Regions from separate parts of the Homo sapiens genome. Here region 1 is linked to region 2. The links are chromatin loops, found by intact Hi-C in ENCODE. Cell type or tissue: Panc1. All regions are shown on one strand. Each heading gives the region's core, and the rest is flanking DNA. Links, peaks and the distances in the headings are about the cores only. Region 1 overlaps LINC01164 (long intergenic non-protein coding RNA 1164). Region 2 has its middle 140 kb from the start of LINC01164.

Region 1 (2,898 bases), core at 273-2,772, 120 kb before region 2:
TGGGATGGGTTTGTGTGAGACTGATGTCTTCCGAAAAACACAGCCCCAAGGGAGTCGAGACGATGTACCAGGTAGAATAAGGCACAGGGGAGCCGCTTGACAAATCAGACGACGGCAGCCGGCCTGCCTGCCCGGTATGTGGCCAAATATGGGCGAGGCCAAGGTTGGGGTGTGAAAGTGCGTGACGTTTACACCCACGTGGGCGTCTGTGCACGTGCGTGTGTGCGTGTGAGCTGCCTGTGGGCATCTGCAGAAGCAGACATTCTTCATGGCTAAACAAAAACCTCACGTTTTGGGTTCCAGGGTGATGCCAGCGAGTTGTGTTTCTGAGAGACGAAGGAAGCCTTCCTTCCAGGTTTCCACGTGGAGCAGTGCCTCTCTGCGTGGTTCCTGGCAGCAGGGGATGCCAGGCTGCAGTGGCAGAATGTTGAGCTGCATGGCCGGCTTCCACTCATGCGAAGCCAGCAGCAACCCCCTCCTCAGGGGTGACAACCAGAGTGTCCTCCAGACACTGCCAGATGTCCCCTGGGGGGAACTGTCTTTGGCTGAGAATCACTGCTTTAGACGGATGATGATCGTTTAAATGGACAGTGCTGTTCCTGGCTCCAAGCAGTCAGTTCCCTCCCTCCCTGTTTACTTACAAAACAGCCGCATCCCCGGGATTACGAGTGAGCCAGCGGAGGTGTGACCAAAGAGATGTCACAGTTCGCTTTTCTTTGTGATCAATACGTGGAATGATTTAGGGGCCTGTGTTAAAATTACAAATCTTCTATAGAAGATTTTGGCAGCAAAATATTTTAAAAGCCTACGAAATAAACAGAGATGGCACATTCAGAGGCTCCAAATCACAGAGCAAGGAACTGCATCCACAGTAGCTTTTGCCTTCCTCCTCTGCCGCTGTTTTGACTCATTGATCTTTGGGTCTGGTGGATTTTTTGTGTTGGGGAGAGAAGAGGGAAGAGGCAGGAGGGCCATTCTCATGGCAAGCTGAGGTCTCAGGGGCCGGGCTGGGAGTTAGGGGGCGCTGGGGTCCCACCCAGGTGGCAGGGCCAGGCAGGTCATGGCACCTGCTATGGTCGTGCTGAAGTCCTGGAGGCAACAACCATTGTTACTTCTAAACGATACCAAGAGGGAAAGAACACATCCCTTCAACTTTTCCTTAAGGAGATCTGTAAGGCAGGTTGGAAGAATTTGAAGTCCTTCTGCCTTCGCATGAACAAAAATGTGAAGGGGGTTTTTAAAACTCAGATTTGATCTTTACAGTAACCAGATGGATTTTATTTCAACATGCCAGAGTTTCCACATCACGTCACCACTGCACTTCAACGTGCTGTTCTTGAGGCTGTTTAAAGTTCAGCCTTGGCACCTGACATGGCGCATCTGTTTTAACTCCAGGCGTGGGGGCTCCTGGGGAAACGACGACTTCTGATGCCTGACCACCCCCAGGCTGACGCCCTCCCTCCTGCCCAGGGCTGAGGCTGGACCCAGGGCACCTCCTTCGAATGGCCTCTCTCTTCCTCCCTAACACAGAGCAATCAACAGCTGTATAAAATAATTGCCCTAAAATCACAAATTAAAAGAAAATCAGCAGCCAAAGTTCCTTCCTGATGTTTTTCAAGTCTAGGTTTCGTGAGTGAGTCTTCTACTGAGGGAGCCGGTTGGGGTTTCAAAGGCCTTTGGCTTTGTGGAAAACGGCTTTGTGGTGTCCAGAGCTGTGTGGGTGCCTCTGGCAAGTGCCTGCACCACGGAGGCCCTGAGTAAGCCCGCTCAGCCCTGTGCCCTCCACACCTGGCGCTCAGACCCAGCCTCCTTCACTCAGGCCTGGGGGCTGGCCAGACTCAGGCAGGTGGCCTGGCCTCCTCTCAGCCCCTTTCTCACCCACCCACTGCTGTTCTGATGGCTAGTGCAGCCTTTGCACAGTGGGGGACCTTTGTGAGGGCCTGGATAGAGGCAGGTGGGTTCATCTGTGGCCTCCCTGTCCTGAGGGGCCAGGCTCTGTGCCCCCAGCTGCACCTTCCCCAAGGCCACCATCCCACCTCTTGCTGTCCTTCCTTCTGTGTCCGTCTGGCCCCGCAGGTTCCTGCTGGGCACCATTTCCAGCCCGTGGGGTGAGCACTGAGGAGGCAGCAGGACGCTGAGCTGGCTGCCAACCCGTCTGCCGCTCCACCCACTCTGGTTCTGACTCAGATGGCACCAGTGGCTCCGGCCCAGGGGACGCCCTGCTCTTGGGCCTCACCAAGTAGGTCCAGACCGGCCCCGGCTCTCATGTCACTTCAGCAACACACCTGTCATTGCACCTGTCACTGCACCCATCACCACATCCATCCCAGGGTTTGACCTGCGTTCCTGCAGAGTGGAGCAGGTGGGCGCCTGTGTCCCTGCTCATGTACGTGCCCTCGGGGTCAGGATCTCAGCCCAGAAACAGCCTTCCTGAGACACACGCAGGCCTTCCCAGCTGTCCCAGGCGCTGTCCATGTCAGAACACCCAGGCTGCAGGCCTCTGCCCCTACGGCCCTTGGTTCATTCTTCCAGTTTCTGCAGCTGAGCTCTCCAGGGGCCTGGTGGAGCCACCTGGGGCTACACAGTTCCTCAGATCACACCTGCTCCACGGCAGAGCTCTGGAAGGAGCGAAGGGGCAGAATGACAGCATGGTCCAGCCCTGGTCACAAGTCTCCCTCCACAGCCCGTTCCTCACGCTGCTTAAAGTGGAATTTCCAGATGAGTGCCACACCCAGGCGACATCCAGGTGGGGCCAGCGCTGCTCAGTTCCAGAGCAAGGAGGTGGCGACCTTCCTGCACCGTCACCAGCTCCTGGGCTTCCCGGCAGCGGGAGGGAGACAGGGGGCCCACGGCTTGCAGCTGAACCTCCAGAATTCCAGAAGCCCCAGTGCCAGCTCC
Region 2 (2,898 bases), core at 150-2,649:
CACGTGGCTCCTGTGTGGCATGTGGATACCATGTGGTCCCATGTGGTGTGTGACACGTGGCTCCTGTGTGGTGTGTGTCTCCTGCGTGGCATGTGGATACCATGTGGCATGTAGCTCCCGTGTGGCACATGCTCTTGTGTGGTAGTCTGGCCTTTTTTCCTGTTCTCCAGGCTCAGGGCTGGCTCAGGCTGAGGCAGGTGAGGGTGGGACCTGGGATCAGGGGTCCCGGGGGTTTGTGGGTGGCCTCTGAGGTCTGCCTCATTTCCATCATCTTCTCTTATTGGTCACTGTTTTGTGTGTTACTGAGAACCACCTACAAGGACAAGAACAGATTCCAGAGAATGCCTCTTCCTGGACCAGGGAAAGTGCGGGTTCCAGCGAGACTTCTGAGAAGCGTCACGTCCTCTGATGAGTCACCTGGCCTGCAGGTTTCAGGGACCCATTTCCAGGATTTCCTGGGCTCGACAGGCCCCATGAGCCCCATTTCTACAATCGGGAGTCTGTGTCTGTTGAGGAGGGGTGGAGGGAGTTGTATTCTATGGGTATATGAGGAAAGGCTAAACAGGATAGAACCTGGAGCATAAAAATGGGCTTCTAGGAAATGGTGTAAGCTAAAGAGAAAAGTGAAAGAAAACTCTCCCCTGGAAAGCTACAAATAAACAGAATAAAATGAGTGGAGTAATATTCTCCGGGACCTGTTCTTAGAGAAATTCTCTGGAAATGTTTTAAAGTGAAATTAATACTTCATACTACCTTTAATGTAAGCATGATTTGTTTTTAATGTTATATTAAATGTCAATTTGCAAAAAAGATTCCGTAGGTACCAAGGATCCTGCTTTTCCCAGGTAAAGGCAACCTGACCATGTTGGCTGTGTTTTAATTAAACCTGGGCCCCGGCCAGAGTGGCTCCCTGTGCAGGGTTCTCATCAGCAGAGGCTCTGTGCTCACGGGTGAGTGGAAACACGTTCATGGGAAAAGACTGGAATTAAATTGTCTTCCTGGGCGGCCCTGCATTGGTCAGCAGAGGTGAATCCCCTGCTTCCCCCTTTGGAGGGCACTTGGCCACTCCTCCTCCACTCTTCCCCTTGTTCCAGAATTTCTAGGCTCAGCGCTGCAGTGGGACCCTGAGCTGAACAACCCGACACCCAGGCTCTGCTCCAGCGAGGCCTTGCTGGTTTCGCTGGCTTCCTCTAGGACACCTGCACTCTGAGTCAGACTCCGCTCCCCAGAAACAGCCCCGGGACCCTGGGAAAAGGCACTGGCCAGGGAGGTCACGACCTTGACCAGCTGACCAAGTGCAGGGCACAGCTTGGCTGCCAGCCAGAGACTTTGCCTGGGGCTGTGTGTGCGGCTTCTGTGTTCAGGGAGGAATGAGTCTCATCTCAACCAACTCAGAAGCCAGCACTGCTCCAGCTTTTATTGCAGGAGGATTCCGGAAACTTCCATGACCTAAGGAACGTGGGTAAATGCAACAGAGGAAACAGAAGCAAACCAGGACAGGCCGAGAAGCCAGGCGGGAGAGCTGTGGCCTGCCTGGGCTCACCCTGACACCGCACAAGGAAGCACAGCCGGACTAGCGTAGCGAGGGCGCCCAGGCCTGCCCTGCACCTGCGGGAACCACTTGGGGCAGGCTCCTGTTTCGTGACACAGGCTCCTGTTTCGTGACACAGGCTCCTGTTCCATCCACGGGCAGGGTTGGCCCCGCGAGGCCCACAGACATGGGTGGAGCTCCCTGAGGCACCCTTGCTGGGTACTCCGGGTGCAGAAGGAGGCGTTGGACACTGCAAGGCCAGGAGGTGAGGTGCTGTCCAGGCCCTGCCATCATTTTCAGCAAACCTGCAGAGCTGCCCTCTGCGCCCCAGCCCCCTGTGTGAGGAGCAGAGACGGCTGTGCACCCGGGAGGCCAGTGACGCTCCTGGACGCAGCATGGGGAGGCTGGATGCATAGGGTCCAGGGCGTATGCATCCTGCTCCTGGCCCTGTTCCTGGCCAGGCTGGCTGACCCTCACTAGCCGCTCCACCTGGATGCTCTGGGGGCACCAGACCCAGCCTCTCAGAGGGAAGCAGGGCCAGGAAGAGGCAGGCACTGGCCAGGGGCTCTTGGAGAAGCGGCCCTGAGAGTAGGGGCCAGCCCATGCCAGGCTGGGGCTGAGGGTGTTCAGCTCTGCCCTGGAGTCCTTGACCTTTGTGGGGGCAGCCCCTAGACCCCAAATGTCCACAGCGTCTGCCCCTCCCCAGGGTGCCAAGGATGGCTCAACCCAAGGACAGCAACTGACCTAAGGCTGCTGGTGCCCAGTGGACTCTGACGTGGGCTGTATGCATCAGTGAGTGTATGTGAGGGTGTGTGAGTGTGTGTGTGTGCAGGAGGGCAGTGCGTGTCTGCTGCTTCCTTGTGTGTGCATGTGTGAGTGGTGCCGTGCATGTCTGCTGCCTCCATGTCAGTGTGCGTGTGCCTGTGAGAGTTGCCTCTGTGTGTGTTTGTGTGTGTTTGAGTGGTGCCATGTGTGTCTGGTGCCTTTGTGTGTGTGTGTGTATGTGGGTTACCATGTGTGTCTGCTGCCTCCTTGTGTGTGCATGTGTGTGTGTATGTGAGTGTGAGAGTGGTACTGTGTCTGTGGCCTCTGTGTGAGTGGGAGTGTGCGTGTGTGTGTTTGCATGTGTGTGTGTGCTTATGAGTGCTGCCATGTGTCTGCTGCCTCTGTGTGAGTGGGGGTGTGCATGTGTGTGTTTGCGTGTGTGTGTGCTTGTGAGTGCTGCTGTGTGTCTGCTGCCTCCATGTGAGTGGGAGTGAGCGCTGGAGCATCTGAACTCCTGGTCCCCCCAGCGGGGACTCTCCCGCCTCCTGTTGGAGGACGCCGGATGGGTGCTCCCCTGGGAGGGATGAGGCAGCCTGTCTCCA

What was found. A loop is a pair of places that touch in the nucleus more often than their neighbours do. Peaks named below come from ENCODE experiments on the same cell type or tissue, not always from the same donor. Only the 100,000 strongest peaks of a DNase experiment are listed, where the experiment ranks them.
Region 1: it touches region 2 in a loop (3-fold over the local background); 2 of 110 quality-filtered maps call a loop at or near these places.

What each region holds. Positions count from the first base shown.
Region 1 is chr10:131,771,093-131,773,990 of GRCh38, reverse strand. It overlaps LINC01164 (long intergenic non-protein coding RNA 1164), which reads left to right. Exons shown (of 5, transcript NR_038365.1): 4 at 1-134; 5 at 304-1,593. Among named protein-coding and RNA genes, the nearest start is that of LINC01164, 18 kb to the left of the region's middle. RefSeq lists enhancers at 1-248, 249-749. In Panc1, for the core only: no CTCF peak of the experiment used is centred there; no DNase peak of the experiment used is centred there.
Region 2 is chr10:131,653,707-131,656,604 of GRCh38, reverse strand. No RefSeq gene overlaps it. Among named protein-coding and RNA genes, the nearest start is that of LINC01164, 140 kb to the left of the region's middle. In Panc1, for the core only: no CTCF peak of the experiment used is centred there; a DNase peak (open chromatin) is centred at 1,342.